Regions from separate parts of the Homo sapiens genome. Here region 2 is linked to region 1. The links are chromatin loops, found by intact Hi-C in ENCODE. Cell type or tissue: PC-9. All regions are shown on one strand. Links, peaks and the distances in the headings refer to the core of each region. The heading gives the core; the rest is flanking DNA.

The links. A loop is a pair of places that touch in the nucleus more often than their neighbours do. Peaks named below come from ENCODE experiments on the same cell type or tissue, not always from the same donor. Only the 100,000 strongest peaks of a DNase experiment are listed, where the experiment ranks them.
Region 2: it touches region 1 in a loop (4-fold over the local background); 7 of 110 quality-filtered maps call a loop at or near these places.

Annotation. Positions count from the first base shown.
Region 1 is chr14:32,248,174-32,259,250 of GRCh38, reverse strand. No RefSeq gene overlaps it. Among named protein-coding and RNA genes, the nearest start is that of RNU6-8, 50 kb to the right of the region's middle. In PC-9, for the core only: CTCF peaks have their summits at 4,019, 4,220 (motif pointing right) and 6,969 (motif pointing right); a DNase peak (open chromatin) is centred at 6,980; H3K27ac peaks cover 23 bases.
Region 2 is chr14:31,351,495-31,362,571 of GRCh38, reverse strand. HEATR5A (HEAT repeat containing 5A) reads left to right here. Exons shown (of 36, transcript NM_015473.4): 15 at 3,515-3,678; 16 at 3,760-3,935. Among named protein-coding and RNA genes, the nearest start is that of HEATR5A, 64 kb to the left of the region's middle. In PC-9, for the core only: CTCF peaks have their summits at 6,182 and 6,386 (motif pointing right); a DNase peak (open chromatin) is centred at 6,381; H3K27ac peaks cover 790 bases.

The sequences.
Region 1 (11,077 bases), core at 2,087-10,086:
CAGAAGTAGTCCAGAAAGGACCCCCTTTTCTGGAATTAGCTTTGTACCCAAATAGAATTTCATGTTTACAGGCCAAGGGTCTGAAAGAGAAAAGCTAAGTTTCTAAAGATAAATGGGTTAAAAGCTGGGGAGTCTGGATGGCATCCCCTGAGATACCATTTACCTGGCATCAGGAACGTTCAGTTTTTGAGTCAAAGCTATGTCTACGGTATGAGACAGACAGGTGTTGTTTTCAGGTCCTTCAGCAGAGGTTCAATTTCCTGGGATGCCAAGGGAGGAAAGTTCAGGCCAACTCAGCTTGTCTTTACTGACAGCAGGCCAAACTCTAGTGACGATCTGATTTGGAGAGCCAAGAAGTCTTAGTTTTGATCTTTGGTAAGGAAAAGCTGAGACTCTGGCCAAGTCAACAGAAAAGGGAAGAGGCCAGGGTGGGAGTAAATCTTATGAGATGATGCCTGCCTACACACTGGGAAGGCGTGTCCAGTTTGAGGCCTCTGGCTTGCCTGCTTACACTTAGGGCAATTACTGAGCTGCTGTTTACTAAGCCTTTACATAGAGGATATATTCATTTACTGTGTCTTTGACATGCTGTTTTAAAACATCTTAGAGAGGGGTCTTACCAGTGACAGATGACCCTGAGCTCAAGAACAGGGTCCTGTAGCTTTTCCAGAACCCTTTCCTGGGAGGTCTAAATCAACCTTCTGCTTTGCTTAATGTCAGAAATAGGAGGACGGTAACCAGGCTGGGAGCCCAGTAAAAGGCAGCTGGCTTCAACTGGCCTGTGGAAGTTGCTTTCTCTGTAGCATATAACTGGACAGACATATGGTGTAACAGTTTAAAGCACAGGCCATGAAGTCAGAAATGGGTCAGTTCCCAGTTCTGCCATTTTCCAGCTTTGTAAATTTCAGTAATTTTTAAAATCTCTGTAAGTTGGCTGGCCACAGTGGCCCACACCTGTAATCCCAGCACTTTGGGAGGCCAAGGTGGGCAGATCATGAGGTCAAGAGATGACCATCCTGGCCAACATGGTGAAACCTCGTCTCTACTGAAAATACAAAAATTAGCTGGGCGTGGTGGCACGCGCCTGTAATCCCAGCTACTTGGGAGGCTGAGGTAGGAGAATCACTTGAACCAGGGAGGTGGAGGTTGCAGCGAGCCAATATCGCGCCACTGCACTACAGCCTGGCGACACAGCAAGACTCCGTCTCAAAAAAAAAAAAAAAAAATCTCTGAAAGTCACTCTCTCCTCATCTGAAAAAAATGGGAATATACCTATCTCACAAGAAATAATAAAATAAAATAATACATGTAAAGTGTTTTGGCATTAAGTAAGTTGTTAACATCTGTGTTATCCTTATTACCAGTAGAACAATGAATTGAGAAAAAGGGAGACAGGAAAGTCATTCTTGATCTGTGATTCTATTTCTCAAGTTTTAAAATAGGAACGTGAGTATTCTACCCATTTACCTTTACCCATGAGTTCTTTACCATTTACCTGAGATGACAGAAGTGAATTTCATTAGGACAGAAATACAAGATGATGTCATTAATTAGGCTATCACCTGAGGAAACCAAGATACTATCATTAACAAAAGGCTATCACCTGAGGAAAGATGGCCTTGATATTTGTCTGCTTTCTAATTTTCTTATTACATGAGAATTCGCACTTTCAGTTTGTATTTGTCACGTGCTGAGATTTTAAAATGATATCAAAATGTCTCTATAAAGAAATAAATTTTTAAGAAAAGGAAAAACCAACAGGTGATGAAAAATGAAGCCTCCACATGGCAAGACTTTGCTGAGTCACTAGGCAAACTTTGATCAGGTCAACCTCAGTGAAAAAGAATTTAAACTGACCTAAATCTATCAGAAATGAGATCTCTTTTCTCCCCCTCTGGGGAAAAAACAAAACAAACAAACAAACAAACAAACACCAAAACGGGCCAGGCGCGGTGGCTCACGCCTGTAATCCCAGCACTTTGGGAGGCCGAGGCGGGCAGATTACCTGAGGTCAGGAGTCCAAGACCACCCTGGCCAACATGGTGAAACTCCATCTCTACTAAAAAAATACATAAAAATTAGCCGGGCATGGTGGCACACGCCTGTAAACCCAGCTACTCGGGAGGCTGAGGCAGGAGAATTGCTTGAGCCCAGGAGAGGGAGTTTGCAGTGAGCCGAGATCGTGCCACTGCACTCCAGCCTGGCTGACAGAGCAAGACTCTGTCTCAAAAAAATAAATAAATAAATAAATAACCAAAAAAAACCTAAAACCAAAACAAACACATTTTCTTACCAAAGTTCTGATGCAAAAGCTAACAACCCCACAGTGTTTCATTTTTGTTGAAAAAAAAAATTCTACAGTTTATTACCTTTCCTTGAAAATAATATATACAAGGTCTTAAATATTTACCAGATGATGCAGATCTGCCAGGGTTTTCAGCCAAGTTTCAAAGTTTTATGAAGTCACTTCTTGGACATATTTCTAACAATCTGGCCCATGAAAATTAACCGGGGAAGATATTTCCACCTTCTTCACATGGCCTTGAGCTCACAGTCTCTGTGTGTGCCCATAAGAAACCCACACCCTATAATCATAAATGTCCTAGCTCATTCAAAAGCAATTGTTACTACTGATAAATAAATACACACAAACAAAAGTTTATTCTTTGGGAACATTCATTTCCAGTGAAGACACCATGTGTTCTGGCTTCAGTACAAACTCATTTTCCCAGCCTCTACCTACTTAGATCTCAACTATCTGTTCTCTTTAAATATCTTCTCAAAAATAAATCTCAGTTCAGGTTTTCTACACTAGCAATTTTCAATTTAGACTCCATAAAGCCAAACACAAAACCTGTCTCAATCAGAGTAGATCCACATTTTTTCTTTAAACTTTACAATTTATTTAAATTGAGGCTGTAAAACATTTTTTAAAAATAATATTCTTCTGTAATTATATCCCTTAATACAGAAGTCTGTTTCATTACTTCAGTTGATAAAATTATTTAAATTAATCATAGATATTAAAATGTCTTATTCCCATTTAAAAATCTTTCAAAATTATTGTGTGCCTCTGAGAAATTTCAAATAACAGGGAGGCTGAGCCTCCACATCCTCTCCCAGTTGCCTTGAGGGTCTGGCTGCCAAAAATCTAAGTCTTGCCCATGGGAGTCCCACATACACATCCATCCAGGAAGGTCACATTCCATCCAGAACTCCAGAGGAACAAAATGATCCAAAGGGGTGCAAAATCAGGCCAACCATTTACTCTAGACCAAAATTTATCTATAAAACAGTGACCCAGTTAGTGAAGAAACATTATCCTCATTCCACCACACTATTATTTTTGTGTTTCTATGTGGGTCACAGCACAGAAAAATCCATGGAGAATTTGACAGGGAAAATAAGGAAGTTACAACTGAGGATTGTTGACCCCACTTTTCTGCCTAAGTTGTCAAATAAAGGGAAAGGTAAGACTGACCACAGGGAGTAGCAAACTGCATTTGGCCAGACTTTGGTATTTTACAGATAGGAAAATATATTAAAAGAATTAGGGAACTGATTTACATTTGCTTTTTCTTTTGCCAAGCAAATATACGTTTACAGTGATAACCCTCATCTCTCAGAATCATTCTGTAAAAATGCATTTTAACACTAAAAAGGAGGGAGACTATAATCTCAGGAAAAAAAGGCCATTCTTTTCCTGAATAGGTCAGTTGGCCCTCTTATAGATGTCACAACAAAGGTGGCCACCCTGCCCCCTACTTTGGATTTAATGTTTTGTTTTGTTTCCACTTTGAACCAGTTTAAAGTATTTCAAGGCGATCCCAGTCAACATACTGGATACTCAGAGGAATGAGGCCAGCGCATGATGTGAGCGGGGCTCACAGAGCAGCCTGGGCCTGAGCAGGGCTCACAGAGCAGCCTGGGCCTGAGCGGGGCTCACAGAGCAGCCTGGGCCTGAGCGGGGCTCACAGAGTAGCCTGGGCCTGAGGTGGCTGGCCGTGAGCTCAGCAGGCTGAAGGGGAAATCCCTGTGGGATAACTCTAGTTGCCAATTAGGGAGATCCAACAGAAAACCAAGCACACCACAGCATTTTGTGAGTTTTCCTGTACTCTGCCCAGTCCTAGAAGAGGGCTGAAGGAGCCAGATTACACACCCTCCCCTGCTTTGCCAGCCAGCTTCCCAAGCGTGGTGATCCTTCTCCAGCAGGTGGCAGAACACACACATAGAAAATTACAAAGCTACCCAAGGTTTCTGTCTTTCGGTTGGTCCATTGTGTTACTTCTTTAAAAGTTAGCCATGTATAGTAAGAAATTTTGCAAACAAAAAACCTACTCATATTCCATCCTGGAATCCTGTTTACACAGGTACTTTGGTCTTCACAGGGAGGCTGAAACCTGCAAAGAGGAGGACCACAAAATAAAGAAAATCCTGGCCAATAAACTATGAATACCAGAACCCACATCTTCCAGCTGTTAAAGAACCCAGCAAATAACTCCTGCATTTCACTTTGTCGCCCACACTGGAGTGCAGTGGCATGATCGCAGCTCACTGCAGCCTCAACCTCCCGGACTCAAGAGATCCTCCCACCTCAGCCTCCTGTGTAGCTGGGACTACAAGTGTGTGCCACCACTCTCGACTAATTTTGTATAATTTTTGTAGTGATGAGGTCTCACTATGTTGCCTAGGCTGGTCTCAAATTCCTGGTCTCAAACAATCCTCCTGTCTCAGCCTCTCAAAGTGCTGGCATTACAGGCTTGAGCCACCGCACCCGGCCTCCTGCATTTCTAAAATTTCTAAACCCAATGAAAACTTTCACTAATCTTCATCACATGCACCTATAAGGGTGTAGTTACAAATTGTCTTTTCTAAAGAAACCCATGGATTTTACATTGCCTCTTTCCAAGGAGAAAAGTCATACAGTATCCAAAGTTACACAACGGGTCAGGAGAACAGCCCAGAATACCTGTCAGTGTCTCTCGATTGAAGTGTTTATTCACAGAAGCAAAGTCATGTTTAAAGCTGAAAAAGTATTTCCTAAAATATACTCTAGTTGAATATTTCAGGTACAATAGTAAGTAGGTCACTTGCTCTCTAGGATTCAAAGAATATGGGCCTGCATTACTCTGTTTCTGCCCTGAACAGGAAAGTTAAAAGGAAACACTGCACAACAAGAAAATCCACAGCACACAGCTATTTAAGCAGCTGTGGCTTGGGGGTCAGGTCTATCACTGAAAGCTTTATAGATAATCTTCAAAACTAATTTGACCCACAAAAGTAAAACCAACTGGGCTTTCCCAAAAAATCTGCAAAAACCATATTCATAGTATCACCCTCCCTTCCAGATAATTTATAGTCAGAAATTGAACCCAAGAATAAATGCCCTAGAAATATTTTTTTAAATAGCCTAAATTTGACTGTCAAATCATGTTCCTTCTCCATGTTTTTTTTCAGTGTCTAATCTGGTCCTACTCCTACCCCCAAATAATTTTCCAGGGGTCCCAGGGGTGCCCCATGCTCTACACACCTTCTTTTTTTTTTTTTTTTTTTGAGATGGAGTTTCGCTCTTGTTACCCAGGCTGGAGTGCGATGGCACAATCTTGGCTCACTGCAACTTCCGCCTCCCGAGTTCAAGCAATTCCCCTGTCTCAGCCTCCCAAGTAGCTGGGATTACAAGCATGCACCACCACGCCCGGCTAATTTTGTGTTTGTAGTAGAGACGGGGTTTCTCCATGTTGGTCAGGCTGGTCTCAAACTCCTGACCCCAGATGATCCGCCTGCCTCGGCCTCCCAAAGTGCTGGGATTACAGGTGTGAGCCACCGCACCCGGTCCTACATCTTCTTGGATGCTATCTGCCACACAAAATAGAATAAGAGCTAGAAGGGACCTGACAGGAATACAGCTACTTCTATAGATAAGGAAAACTTGGTCCTGAAACAAACTCACCAAGGCTACAGCTTGCTAGTCCCAATATTGTAATTCCACCCCCCAGTGTCCCATCCCTCTAGGTCTCATCAGGTCATTCATTTTCACTAGAAGTAAGTGTAGGTCAAAGCAACTGGATTCATTACTACTCCTCTCAGAAAACAACTAACAAGGGGTTTTGGTTGAGAAATTTCAGAAAAAAACTGGTTGGTTGGTGGGGAACAATTTTGAACGATGGGTACTTTCCATGTCCTCAAATCACATTCTGCCTGTAAATAAATCACACTTCAAAAATACAAACATAAGAACTGATCTGTAGTGACCCGCTTATTGGCAACTGTAAAGAATGTAAGCTGCATGAGGAGAGAAACTCTGTTTTATTCACATCTGTATTTCCAGTATGTAGAATAGAAGCTGGCACTGAATAGCAGCTCAACAGCAAATATTCGTTAAATGAACAAAATGAAGAAAGCATCCCTCTTTTCTTCTCTCTATAGTCCATCCCCACCCCCATTTTGTTCTCTTAAGGTCTAGTTTCCTTAATCAAAACTATGTTCTGAGGTAAATATCTACCTGTCATTTATACTTTCGTAGCCTTTAAGTCACTGCTTGGAGTGTTTGGAATTTCAGTTTCACATCTAACAAAAGGCTTTGAACCCCCATCGCAGGTCTCCAGTCTCAGCCAACAATGGAAGGCCTTTGTGGCCAGGCCTTTCTGCACATATGGCCAAGATTTGGATTCTTTGGAAGAATAGCAAACTATTCATTGGAACAGCTCCCTTCCCCAGTGACCTCTTGATTCCCTCCTGTGGCTCTCCTTAGCCTTCATATCCTTGTAAAGTAATCTAAAACCCTATCTTCCTGCTGTCTTTATCTTCCTTTCTCAGCTGTCAAAACCTGGAAGACATGCTGCTGTTGCATATTTAGCCTCAACTATATTGTTTAATAAATGCCAAGTTGCCAGTTTCTCACACTCCACTCTATGAAGCCAGAACACCTCACCTTACTGAGTTAACCAGGAACCCATGCTCACCCTATAATACACTAGGGGGTGCTGTTGCTATATCCAGACCCAGTTGCTGTAGCCCGACTGGAAACAGGAAAAGGAAACAAGGGAGCCTTCAGGGTCCTGAGAGACATTTCTAGATGGGCCACTCTCTGCACAAGCCCTCAGCACAGTTCCTCAGAAGCAAAGAACATTATACCTTACCAAGCCACACAATTCCAGAATGAAGTTCACAAATGGTACAAAAAGAAGGGAGGGCTGAAGATCTCCAAGCGAAAGGCTTTATTGTAAGACTCATTAACATACATGGGCCTACACAATCATATTTATGCCAGCTGCTAGATGTGAATAATTAATGCTCACCCTGCTACCAGTTAAAACTCTGTTTAGACAATCAAGTGGCAAATACTGTCAGGCAGAATCGGATACAACAAATGCAATCATAACAGGCGAGAAATACTTGAGTTTATCACTGATTTTCACAATCATCTTTCCTTGTATGTGATATCTAAGACTTTGGGAATGAAAGTTTTATATACAAACAAATGAGTATCCACCTCTCTCAGCCCGCGGCTTGGCTGCTGCACAAAGCTTCCAAGCTGCCAGGGAAGCCTCCTTGGCCTCACTTAACTCTTTGCTGAAATGACTGGTAGACCCCATATGACAGAGAAAGCTCTCACATACATCAAAAAGGCTTTTGGCCTTTCAAATTTCTGAATAAGTCATCATGAAAAAAGAAATATTTTGTTGGGTTTGTGGATTTTTTTAAGATAAGTTTTAAAATGTGCATTTTAAAAAAATTATCTGAACGAGACCCTCACCTAACAGTGTGAACGTTAAACATTCCCACACAGAGAAGAATGGATCTCCACCAAGGGAAATATGTCTGGTATTAATCCAAGAAGAAACAATCTAGCTCACCCTCCCTGCCCCACAAGCTAGGGTTTCATACCCTTTGTGGTATGATTTGCAGTACTCCTCACAAAATGCTAGTAAGAACTCATTAATGCTAACAATTGAATTGGAACTATCTTTGGCTCCAAAAGCAACCCAGCCAAGCTAGAAACTTGAAGGATCCCAAAGTAAATCAAGAGGAACTAAGACAAAGGTGCCATTCTAGGGCCAATCTTCACAGAATGGTTTCCCTTTTGCCCTGAATCCCATCCCTAAAAGAGACCGAATCCCAGCTGTAGCTGCATCATACTTTCAAATGAAATGCAAGGCATTTCTGAGCCCAGGTTTTTCCACAACGACTAGATTGACATTTCCACATAAAGCTCTACAAACGAGGATTAATATGTCACACTTAATAAAGAGTCAAGGGAACTTATGGCTCTCAACATAATTTCTGCCTTCAGATACCCAAAAGATACACTCCATCAGCTACCAGGGCTGATTACTTCAGTTACATAACCCAGGCCCACACTAACCTAGAGAGCAGATTACAATGGGGGAGGTTGGTGGGTGTGCTGGAAGGTATCGTTTGAAAAAATCTTAACTCTGAAATAGCTACTCAGAAAAGTCCTTTAGGGGCACTCTGCTCAACTTCATTGGGAATCATTAAGGTTAACATAATCATATACCAAAGAGAGCACACAGATGGTTAACACCAATATATCCATGATCCAAGGTCCTGATAAATGGCAAGTAGTTATTTCCAGTCTTAGTGCTAGAGTATGTAGCTAGGCACACATGAGCAGGGCAGGAGAGGTCCCCCACCACCCCCAATGTCAGGCAATTGTTAAACTGTCTCTCTAAAATAATAAAATAATAAGGATTGGTCACAACCAGTGACAGGGAAAGGCAGTCTCCCAATAGATAAAAAACACCTGAAGCTGGTGATCATGAGCTGGGCAAGTGGGCTCAAGCATTTGCACTAAGAGGCAAATGGCAGAGTTTAACTGATATATGACCTTTCTCTAGGAACACTCAACTGGTAAGACCTCAAATGAGCACGTGCACAACTTCGGCACACACTGCATGTGGCCCCTCCCAAGTGCTGGCAGGCCATTTTGCATATGGACAGCTCACCCCAAGGAAAACTCAAGGGAGGACAGATGCACCCCAGAAGCATGCCACTGTATAAAACCCCAAGTCAAAGGTCACACAGGGCACCTGGATCTCTCAAGTTGCTCATTTGGCCCTCTTCCAAGTGTACTTTACTTCCTTTCGTTCCTGCCCAGAAACTTTTTAACAAATTTTCACTACTGCTCAAAAACTTGCCTCAGTCTCTCACTCTGCCCATGCTCCTTGGATGAATTCTTTCTTTTGAGGAGGCAAGAATCGAGTTAGTGCAGACCTGTATGGATTTGCCACTGCTAACATACTTTGGTGTGTGACTCAGATATGTTCCATAGTGGTAAGACACCTCTATGCCTCACCTTTGGCTGAAGGTGTTCAACTCCCATACATGGTTTCCCTCTCCTCAGTTTCTCTCTCCTGCTTACTAAGCAACCCCCAGAACGAGTCCTCTCAGCCAAAGAGGCTCGGCTCCTCACTGAGCTGATCTCTCAGCTCACCCTGATGGGTGGCTCATGGGGGTGGGAAGGACCTTGGAGTCTGCACCAAGTAGACCTGAGACACTAAAGGCCTTCCTGAACAGGAGGCTTGCAAGAGTCATAGGGCTGAACCCTAAGACTGTGCAATGTCTGGGGTTTCCTCTGCTTTTTCAACGAAAACTGGCTCTTTTCCAAACGCCTGCACCACCTACTCTCCTGTTATCTCTGTGTATATTCTGAAATGGCCTTGTACACCTACAGGACTGTCCGCCTTAGGGGCAAGTCTGTCTCTTCTCTGTTTTCACTTCACATGACACGACTTCCTTCTCTGCCTTAAACACACACTCCCTATTATTCGTGCAGCCATAGCTCTTGCTGTGCTTGCACAGCAGTGAAGAAATGGGCTCCCTTGCAGATGTCTGTTGGCTCACTGATGGGACACACACCAGTTGGAACCCCAGCTCTGACAGCTCCTTATGATTTGCCATACGCTTGTCATTCCTATTATGCTCCAGGGCCAAGTTTTTGGTGGCTTTTCAAGCAGTTCTGCATAGGATCTCACTCTGTGGCACTTTAAGGACTCCACCTACTTGCTTTTTTGGGGGTTAGCAACCCTTTGGAATGAGGGAAAATTCTTCCTTTGCCATCTGTGAGCCCTTATCCCAAACCCCAAGTCCTTCGGAGGTTCCTCCTTTATGTCAAGAAGGTACACAAATATTGCCCTCTCAAATTCAAGGGCTGCTGTTTTTGTGAGCATATGAGGCTTTCCGTGAGTATCCCCCTTGCTTCCTCCTGCTTCCTCCTGGAGCAGAGAGATTGTCCTACCTGTTTAAGCATTTGTTCTGCAGATTACCCTGGGAGGATGAAAAACCCCAAATACAAATTTTCTTCCATTTCTCTAATCACTTCCATGCTCTCAATATACATCAAGACCTTCAAGGTCATATTCAAAGAAAGGGGAATTCAGTCCCTTGTAGTAATTTGCTGAAAAACAGGCTTCTCATCTACTAAAAAACATGGGAAATGGGATTATAAGAAAAGAGATAATCATTTTGTGCTAGAATTCTCCAAGTGAGAGTCACTGTAAGGACATGGAGACAAGGATATAGGCCAGCTCAAGGTCATAGGTACAAGAGACAAAAGTACCCATAGGACAGAGATAAAGGCTGGTCCTAGGCTATAGGCACAGAACAAATTACCATTAGAACAGAGGTGAAGTCAAGGTTAGTAGTACCTGGTAAGAATAGTTCATTCCAGAACCCCAAAGATGAATAGGGGGTCCCTATTTACTCTGCTATCTCTTCTGTTCTCAAGTGGGTAATTGTGATGAGACAGGATCAAGGTTAAGGGTACCTGGTAAGACTGGTTCATTTCAGAACCCTAAGGATGAATGGGGGATGCCCTGTTCAGGAAAGGATGACAGGGAAATAAGAGGGTATGCCTTCTTTTTCCTTTTTGTCTCCTCTGTTCTCTCTTCACAGATGGATAATCATGTCTCCATACCACAGGACACACCCCTCAGAAGCATCCGCAAGAACAGGGAAAAGTTTGACCCCCAAACGCTAAAGGTTTGGATTTATATTTTTCTGTAACACAGAAAAGGTTAATATTTTTCTATAACACAGCCTGGGTTGAATACAAGCT
Region 2 (11,077 bases), core at 1,774-9,773, 900 kb after region 1:
AGGTTGTTCTCAAATTTCTGGGCTTCAGTGATCCTCCCACCTCAGCCTCTCAAAGTGTTGGGATTACAGTCATGAGCCACTGGGCCTGGCCTGATAATGTAAGTCTTACCCTTAAAAAAACTTGAATTAGAGGAAAAAGTCTTGAAGTCTTCTACTTTTTTTTTTTTAACTTGGATTTTCTCAGAATTGGAGTTTGGAAATGCAATCAGGAGTCCTAAAGGATATATTTCAAATCAGTTCCACAGTGTTCATTAGGAGACAAAGTCAGGACTTACTATGAACTTCTGGAAGAAACAAACTCTAGGCCAGGTACATTGGCTCACATCTATAATCCCAGCACATTGGGAGGCTAAGACAAATGGATCATTTGAGGTCAGGAATTCGAGACCAGCCTGGCCAACATGGTGAAATCCCATCTCTACTAAAAATACACAAAATAATTAGCTGGGCATGGTGGCACATGCCTGTAGTCCCAGCTACTTAGGAGGCTGAGGCAGGAGAATCGTTTGAACCTGGGAGGCAAAGGTTGCAGTGAGCCGAGATCGTGCCACTGCACTGCAGCCTGGGTGGCAGAGTGAGATTCCATCTCTAAATAAATAAATAAATAAATAAATAAATAAATAAATAAATTTCTGATTTTATTGGTTCCTCCAATGTGTTGTCAAAGAGTCAGTTTCTAGGACATAGTAAGAAATTGCTTTTGCCATGTGGAATGTACTTAAGAATTGAAATAACTTTTCTTCATGACTATCCAGCAGATGTAGATTTAGAGTCTTAGAGTGACTTAGTTTTCCGAAGGATTGGAGTAAAAATTGAGTTCTTAGTTTTTATTTCCTGTCTTAGTTTTGGTATGGATTTATTTTCAAATATCTTAATATTCTCTACATTGAAAATAACTCACCAGCAAGTTAGTGATGCATTTTTATACAAAAGCCTATTTGCATTTCAAAATTATCTTAATTATTTTTAGGTACTTTTTCCAGGGACAGTTGGGAAAGTAATCACTTTCAACTGAGAAGCAGAGATTTTCTACTATTTTCACACATAGCCATAGGAACAAGCATACCTTTTATATTGTACTACCAACAGAATTATTTTGCTGAGTGTCATATGCTGGTAATTAAACTTAGACATTCCTTTGAGCAACTGTCATTTGCTCAGTCATTATGACTTCACTGATCCCTGTCCATTCTTCCTAATTCCTGTATGTAATCTCTCCTTCCCTAAATTTAATAGTGCTTTTGTTTTTATCTTTTATGAAACATAATAGTTCCTACCTTCCTATTATATGTATATATTGGTATCCCATAGTGTATACCTTCTTGAAAGGAAGATTAAATATAATAAAATTTTTCTCTGTAGCATATTAAACACAATTTGGATGAATGAGTGATTCAGCACGGTGGTTAAAAGCTCAAATTCTGGAGCCTGATTAACTGGGTTTCAGTCTGACAGCTATGTGATCATCATATGATCTCTGGCAAGTAATAAATTCCCTGTTCCTGTTTCCTTACCTGTAAAACAACATACTAACCTGACCTTATTAGGTTACTATGAAGGTTATATGTAAAGTTTTTAGGACATTTCCCAACACGTATTAAGTATTCAGTAAGCCAAGCACCGTGTGTAATCTCAGCTATTCAGGAGGCTGAGACAGGAGGATCACTTGAGGCTTGGATTTAGAGATTAGCCTGGACAATATTGTGAGACCTCATCTCTTAAAAAAAAAAAAGTAAGCTTCAATAAATATTTGTTGTTACTACTGTTACTGCTGCTAATGATACAGAAAGTGATGGCAAGTAAACCCTTCCTAACTCATCCTACCACTTCTGATCAGTGGATATCACCTCAGTCCTCATTTCATCCTGGTGCAATTGCTCAAAGAAACACTTCGAAGAGTATAAACATTTTTCTAAGGGAATTTTTACTCATTCCTGCAGTATTTAAGTTACAAACTGGCAAAAGCCATTTAAGCTCTCTGTGGATAAGATTTTTTGATAACCTAACAGAAATTAGGATAAAACATCTTTGAGGTGATCATTGCAGTTAATGTGATAAATGGATCAGCTTTTCAAAGTGTATATGTTAGAGAGGCAACCATATGTTGTCTCCTGTGTTATTGGAGAACACAATACCACTTATGAACTAACCTGCACCCCACCCTGCCCATCACCAAAAGCAAAAATGAGCCCCGTCTAGATACAACTACCAATTTATTTTTTTTAAAAAGTACAGATAGAAGAACAAATTAAGCTATACCAGGGGCCTATAATCATAAAAACCCAGACTGTAGAAAATTGTACAAAACAAATAACCTTGTTTCTTCAAATAAATTACCAGTGAGGGGAAAGGTATAGGGAGAATACTAAATTGAAAGAGACAAGATAAACTAGCTGCAATGTGTACACCTTACTTAGATCTAGATTCAAACACGGAAGCAAACAAAAACAGGTGTTTATGAGATAGTTGGAAATTTGAATACTGAATGGGTACCTGATGTTCAGTGGCTTTTTTTTTTTTTACAACATGAGATTATGATAGCAGGATTATGTTCAAAATAAAATGTATTTCACTTTAATGATACACGGTGAAATATTTATGGATGAAATGATGTGCTGCCTAGGGTTTTCTTAAAAATAATGTGGAGAAATGTGGGATCAGGAATGGGGATGTAGGTGAAATAATACTGTTGCAGCTGGTAAAGATGAATAATGAGCATATGCTGGAAGGGATAGGGGCAGGCATCATCATAGTACTATTATTTATTTATGTTTGAAATTTTCCATAATAACATGTCTAAGTTTTCTCAGGATAATTCTTTTTTTTTTTTTTTTTTTTTTTTGTCTTGAGATGGAGACTCATTCTGTTGCCCAGGCTGGAGTGCAGTGGCTGATCTTGGCTCATTGCAACCTCTGCCTCCCAGATTCAAGCGATTTTCCTGCCTCAGTCTCTGAGTAGCTGGGGTTACAGGCACCTGCCACCACGCCCGGCTAATTTTTGTGTTTTTACTAAAGATGGGGTTTCACCATGTTGGCCAAGCTGGTCTTGAACTCCTGACCTCAAGTGATCCACCCACCTTCGCCTCCCAAAGTGCTGGGATTACAGGTGTGAGCCACCACACCCGGCCTCAGGCTAATTCTTATACATTTTTTCAGACTGTGCTTTTTTAAAAAACATATCTGCTTTTGTAAATCTTTTTTTACATCTATTTTTATATTTTATGTCATGTTATACCTTAAGGTATGTACACACACACACACACACACACACACACACACACACACTCTTACACTTTGAGATGTTCTTTTAGTATCCATTCTTAACCTTGTTACTAGCAACACGTAGTTGAGCCAGTCATTTCTAGGGCAGTTTTCAAGGATGAGAAATACAGTCTTTTGGCTGTGATATGTTAAAGTTGGCCAGTGGGTGCATTAAAGCTCAACCTGAGTTTTAAATCCCATACTCTCACCAGATAATTAATAGTACTAATTGCTCTTTTTCTGTGACTCAACAGGAAACCTCTGTGCTATCCTCAGAGAGCTGGCTGCTGACTTGACTGCCCCTGATATTCAGGTGGCAGCATCTACATTTTTACTTCCACCCCTCTGTCATCAGGATGATCTTTTGATACTAAGTCCTTTCCTACAAGAGACTGACCATAGATTTATTGAAGAACAGGTATGGCCATTTTTTACTCTTGATTAGATTCAATCTGTGATCAGTGATTTTAAAACCTTATATACTTTTTTTCCCTTTTAGCTCCTGCTTGGTAATGGTGTTGCTTGCGGAAGTCTTGAATATGACCCTTATTCGATTTATGAGAAAGATGTAGAGGGAGATTCAGTGCCTAAGCCCTTACCTCCAGCACTATCAGTTATTAGTTCTGCATCCAAGCTCTTTGGGGTTGTATGCGCTCATGTGGGAGAAACTCAAAGGTAAATATCTTCAATGGTTCAGTGAATGGATAATAGAGAACTGGTGGGTAAGAAGAATGTTGCCAGAGATCTCATTAGCGTAAATGATTTCTTATAAATAACAGGTGAAGGTGAAATATAAGTTTTTGTTTAATTATTCACTTGGCTAATACTTAATAAGAAATGATTAAATGCCTAAAACCACTAGAACTGTTGTGGATACAATACTTTGCTCACAGCTTATCATCTAGCTGAAAATACAAATGAAAAATAATGACATAAGATACTGATTTATGAGCAGTCATTACAAAGACACATACTAGGTTTTTTCTTAGACTAGGTCTCATAGGCTTTCTTACCTTGGAAATTTTTTGGAACCATTAAAGGTCCAGGGATTTGTCTTCAGTTGGAGGGATTTTAAATGGTTTTTATCAGTTCACTTAAAATGAACTTTAGACCAGTGGTCCCCAACCTTTTAGGCACCAGGGACCAGTATGGCGAAAGACAGTTCGTCCATGGCGTAGGGATAGGAGGAGGTTTTGGGATAAAACTATTCCACCTCAGATCATCAGGCATTGTGAGGGGTGCACAACCTAGATCCCTCACATGCACAGTTGACAATAGGGTTCACACTCCTGTGAGAATCTAATGCCACTGCTGATCTGACAAGAGTTTGGCTCAGATGATAATGCTCGCTTGCCCGCCACTCACCTCCTGCTGTGCGGCCCAATTCCTAACAGGCCGTGGACCAGTACCAGTCCGTGGCCCACTGGTTGGGGCCCCCCTGCTTTAGAACACACACACATACACACACAAAGATAATAGATATTTAATTAACTTGATTGTGGTAATCTATTTCACAATGTATATATGAGCAAAGCCTCGTTAAAAACATCATGTTGTATACCTCATACTATGTAGGGATTTCCATCTTATGCTATTGTATGTGAAAAATTAATAAATACAAGATGTCCTCCCCAAAAAATGGACTTTGGTTTTGAAAAACCAAAGGGTGATAATGATTTCTCATTGAGAATGATAGTTTCTTAATTAGTAACTGGACATATACATTTCTCAGGCATCAAAATCCACTATCCAGGAAATTCTTGTTACTATCTGAAAAACGAAATGGGAAGTGAATCTCTCTCATAGGCTATTGTGGCTAATAATAGTTTACAAATCACTGTCATCCGCACTGATTCATTCATTCATTTCCTCTCTCTCGACCAACAACCATGCATTTGACTAGATCATAGCTTTTATTATATCTTCTTATCCAGTTATATCTTCCAGAGGATACCAGTTAGACAATTTACCTTTATCTCTTTGGTGAAGACTTAGAAAAATATTTTAATTTCATCACCAACACCTCTCTGAAACAGGTCTTGGGATGATGTGCTTTCATTGCATAGAAAAGTGAATGAAATTTATATTGATTTTTACTAGCTTCAGTTTCAAAAGATAGTGTTTTTTCCAAATGTATTTGTAGCATTTCCTGTAATACTGTAACTATAAGGTTATGGTGATAAGAGAATATATGACTGAATTGTTAATGAATGAAGAGGAAAATTACAGTGGTTTGGAATATTCAAAGAAAGATTCATGGAGAGGATGAAATTTGAACTAGTCTGTAACTGCCTTTTTATAGAGCATATAATTACTTTAGAATAATTAATTTGGATTAATATACCAATAACTACTGTGGATGAAACAGGGCTGGCCTTTTAAGCAAAGGATTTAAATTAAGCCTGTTCTTAAATGGTTCCACTATCTTTGATGGGTCTAAGGTGGAAAAGCAAAAAAGAAAATATACTTTTTACAGCCTTTCCTCTTAAAAAAGTGATTTTACTATTCTAGAGAAGTTTTCTTTTCGGATTTATTGCCCAATTGCAGTTTCAGGAAGATCCTTTCTTACTAAGTTTAATGAATTTTTTAATGTGCTCATAGTTTTTGTATCCCCACCTAAGTTATAATAATAATAATGAATATTCAAGGAAGGGGAGATTTTGTTTGTTTTGATAAAAACATTGAGAACAGATAAAAGCAAACCCTATCATTCTGTTTGGATTCTAACAAATTTGGAACAAACAGGATTCTAACTATTTTGGAAAAAAAATAGTAGGTGACCAGGCACAGTAGTTTACACCTGTAACCAAGCACTTTGGGAGGCCAAGGCAGGCAAATTGCTTGAGCCCAACAGTTCAAGAGCAGCCTAGGCAACATGCAAAACTCCTTCTCTACAAAAATAAAAAAATTAGCTGTGCATGGTGGTGTGCAACTGTAGTCCCAGCTACTGAGGAGGCTGAGGTGGGAGGTTCGCTTGATACTGGGAGTTAGAGGTTGCAGTGAGCCAAGATCTCGCCACTGCACTCCAGCCTTAGCAACAGAGCAAGACACTGTCTCAAAAATATATTTATAAAGAAGTGGCCTGGCAAGATCCCAGATACAGAAAGTGGGTTATAAGCAGTTATCCACAGTCTCCAGTAGGTGTCGTTACAGAACCAGAAGATAGAAACTACATGAATAGGGAAGTTAAGTTTCTAATTTCCTGTTATGCCAGATATGATATTTATGTAAAATATCAGGCTGTTTGCTTTTTGGCCTTACATTTGAGTTCTAGAGAAGAAAGGTCTTAATTAAAGTATCTAAATTTAAACAGCAACCGAATATTTCAAGCCATTTTGTTGTTATTGTGGTTAGCCTTATGTTTAAACAGTTGTGTAACATGTGGTTGTCCTAAGGTTGGAAATAATACTTACGTAATATAAATTAATGCACAATTTATTAATGCATATGTAATTGTCTTTTAAATTAGTTGATTCTCTCTATTCTGACTGTAGGGTTCTAACGTAAAAATGTTTACCGGTTGGAAAGTCAAGATATTTTATACAGAAAAGAAATAATATTGATCTCAATCATGTATTGTTTGTGGTTACTTTTTTTTTCTTTGAGACAGCCCAGGCTGGAGTGCGGTGGCTCACTGCAACATCCGCCTCCTGGGTTTCAAGTGATTCTCCTGCCTCAGCCTCCCAAGTAGCTGGGATTACAGGCATGCACCCCCATGCCTGGCTAATTTTTGCATCTTTTAGTGGAGATGGGGTTTCATAATGTTGGCCAAGCTGGTCTCAATCTCCTGACCTCAGGTGATCCGCCCTCCTCGGCCTCCCAAAGTGCTGAGATTATAGGCATGAGCCACTATGCCCAGCCTGTGTGTGGTTACTTTATTTTTTGTTTTGTTTTGTTTTGAGACAGAGTTTTGCTCTGTCAACCAGGCTGGAGTGCAGTGGCACCATCTCGGCTCACTGCAACCTCCGCCTCCCAGGTTCAAGTGATTCTCCTGCCTCGGCCTCCCGAGTAGCTGGGACTACAGCACACGCCACCATGCCTGGCTAATTTTTATATTTTTAGTAGAGATGGGCTTTCGCCATGTTGGCCAGGCTGTTCTTGAACTCCTGACCTCAGGTGATCTGCCCCCGTCAGCCTCCCAAAGTCCTGGGATTACAGGTGTAAGCTACTGCTCCTGGCCTGCGTTTGTGGTTGCTTTTAAATAGATTTTCATCTAATTGCAAAGAATGAGTTGATTAATTCACCTGAGGATTGTTCCACCCCTGACTTGCACATTGGAATTATCCAGGCAAATTTTTAAGATACTGAAGATCCTGATTAGTATGGTATGCATACTATGGTGGTGGGCACTGAAAGTTTTTAAACTCCTTAGGTGATTGTGATAAATGGACTGCTTCAACAAATGATGTCACTTGGGAATGGATGGACAGAGAGGAAAAGCTTAAACAGTTATAATTCTCAGTAGTAAAAAATTTTGCCATTATATACCCTCTAAAAAGTATTATTTTGTTTTTGTTTGTGGTTACTGTTTTGTGTATACTGTGTGTACCCCCTGTCTAAAGGGTTTATAATGTAAAATGTATAATGTAAAATAAATCAACATTTTCAAATGTTACATCTTCACCCTTTATTCAGTTAACTGCACTTTTATTCCATCTAGACTCAAAACTTTTAGTACCTATCATTTCATTCCAAACTGATAATTATATGTTATAATTGATACTACTTATGAGTACTAATTCAGTATTACTAAAAATAACTCATCTCCATCTTCCTGAAGATCAGAATCTTTTGTTGAGATCTCTATAGGAATTGGTGTCATATATCTTGAATCCTTGATTAGTTAATAGTGTATTCAATCTCTTTCAGGATTGGGGGGCAGAAGATGAAGAAAAAGATTTTGAGCTCTGACAATCCTGTTTTGTAGTCTTTGGTCCATGAATGTGGTCAAGAAATAATTGTATAGGTCAACTTATAGTACAGTGCAACAAATTCTTAATCTCTAACCTTACGTATTTTTATAACTTCCAGTGCGATACAATTTCATGATAACAGATGTAGGATATGATCTAATAATGACGTTATAGGTTTTTAAACTTGGGAGCTTGATCATACAGTTATTCTTAATTCCCCATTGTTGTCACATTTACCCTCCGTAATCTTCCTGTAGGTTGCTTTGGACATAAATATGTTCTTAAAAAAAAAAAAATGCCGGCCAGGCGCAGTGGCTCACTCCTGTAATCCCAGCACTTTGGGAAGCCGAGGCGGGCGGATCACGAGGCCAAGAGATCAAGACCATCCTGGTTAACACGGTGAAACCCCGTCTCTACTAAAAATAAAAAAAAATTAGCCAGGTGTAGTGTGGGCGCCTGTAGTCCCAGCTACTCAGGAGGCTGAGACACAAGAATGGCATGAACCTGGGAGGCAGAGCTTGCAGTGAGTTGAGATCACGCCACTGCACTCCAGCCTGGGCGACAGAGCGAGACTCCATCTCAAAAAAAAACAAAAAATGCCTTAAATATGGACTTAAACAATGGGCAGAAAACTTTTCTTGTTTGTTTTTGTGATTTTTTTTTGAGGCAGCGTCTCATTCTGTCATCCAGGCTGGAATGCAGTGGTGCTATTTTGCCTCACTGCAGCTTCAGTCTCCCAAGCTCAAGCAATCGTCCTGCCTCAGCTTCCTAAGTAGCTGGGTCTACAGTCAGGCACCAATACACTGGCTAATTTTTTTTCTTTTTAGTGGAGATAAGGTCTCACTATGTTGCCTAGGCTGGTCTCGAACTCATGGGCTCAAGCGATCCTCCTGCCTCTGCCGCCCAAAGTGCTAGAATTACAGGCGTGAGCCACCAGAAAAATTTTCATATGCAAGATACTTAGCATGTTATTTGTAATAAGAAAAATTAGAAATAGCCTAAATGTCCCAAACTAGGAAGTTGGTTAAATAAATTATGTTGCCAGAATATACAATACTAGTAGCTATTCAGTAATACTATTATAGTAAAACCATATAATAGTTAATAAGATGGGAAAATCCCTGATAATATTGTTTAGGGGAAACAAAACAAGTTATTAACAAAGTATGTACAATACAATCTCTGTTTTCTAAAAATTTTACTCATATGTCTAAGGGAGAAAAGAACAAAGATGTCAAAATGTTAATGGCGGCTCTTTGTAGGTGGTGGGATTTGGGGTAAATTTTATTTTTTTTTTAATGTGCTTTTCTGAGTTTTTCAAATTTATTACGATAAATACAATTAACCTTGAAGTAAGGAAATAAGTACTTTTCTAAGTATTCTTAGTGTTCCACCATTTTTATTACATTTTATTTTTATTTTTATTTTTATTTTTTATTTTTGGAGATGGAGTCTCGCTTTGTCACCCAGGCTGGAGTACAGCGGTGCCATCTCAGCTCACTGCAACCTCCACTCTTGGCTCAAGCAGTTCTCCTACCTCAGCCTCCCAAGTAGCTGGGAGTACAGGCACATGCCACCACGCCTGGCTAGTTTTTATATTTTTAATAGAGATGGAGTTTCACCATGTTGTCCAGGCTGGTCTCAAACTCCTGACATCAGGTGATCTTCCCACCTTGGCTTCCTAAAGTGCTGGGATTGTAGGTGTTTGCCATTGCGCCTGGCCTTTATTACATTTTATAAATTGATTTTATACATACTGCTTTCCCCAACCCTTATGATGTACACATAGCCTCGATACCTTCCTTTTTACTCTTTAACTCCTTGTACAGTTAGGTTTTTTAAAGGCACGATCCCCATGTCTATTCTGATTTGATAATAAAATTGCCATTTACAGGACAGCTTGCCTTGTAGCCTCAGCAGAATGATGGAGATCTAGTTTTAAAGGACTTAGGGATATTATTGAAAGTACATGAAGGTCAGATGAAAGTATATCCATATTTTCATGTTCAGCCAGTCATGCCGTGTGTTTAATTACCTGATGCTGTTGTCTTTTATGCTTGCTTAATAAGCACACCTGACTGCCTACTACATGCCAAACACAAGATATTAGGGAGATGAAGATAAAATTATAAGCTTCCTGCCATCAAGATAATTTACAACTGAAAAAGTTATCTTCAGCGTATTTCAGGTTTCTCATTTAAAGGGAGAAAAGAGGGAAAATGAAGTATAGGGCACAGAAACAATGTTTTAAAGAGAAATTAATGGTAAGATGGGGTGGTTTATTTTATGGTTACATGTATTTAATCTTGACATAAGGAATTAAAACCTCTGTGCTATAAGGACATGAAATATTGTGTGTATTTATCTTAATTAGAATTGTGAAAATTCGAACATTTTTCTCACCAGTAGCAGAGTGGTTGAATAAATTTTAGTATGTGTATATAATGAAATTTGGATTCACAAACATTATAAAAGAAGAAAAATGACCAGGCACAGTGGTTTACCCCTATAATCCTAGCACTTTCAGAGGCCGAGGCTGGAGGATCGCTTGAGCTTAGGAGTTCAAGACCAGCCTAAGCAACATAGTGAGATATCATCTCTTTTAAAAAAAAAAAAAAATTAGCAGGGTGTGGGTAATGTGTTCCTATACTCCCAGGTACTTTGGTGGCTGAGGCTGGAGGATCACTTAAGCCCAGGAGGTCGAGGCTGCAATGAGCTATGATGGCATCTATAGCTAACCAGAAGCACCATAGCTCTTTGGATCCCCAACTATGCTTTGAAAATATACTTGGGACTATACTATATGTAAAACAATTTTAACTCTTGCTTTTTTCATTTAACATTACCTTTTTAGCACTTTTCACATCATTTTTATTGTTTTTTTTTTTTTCTTTCTTTCTTTCT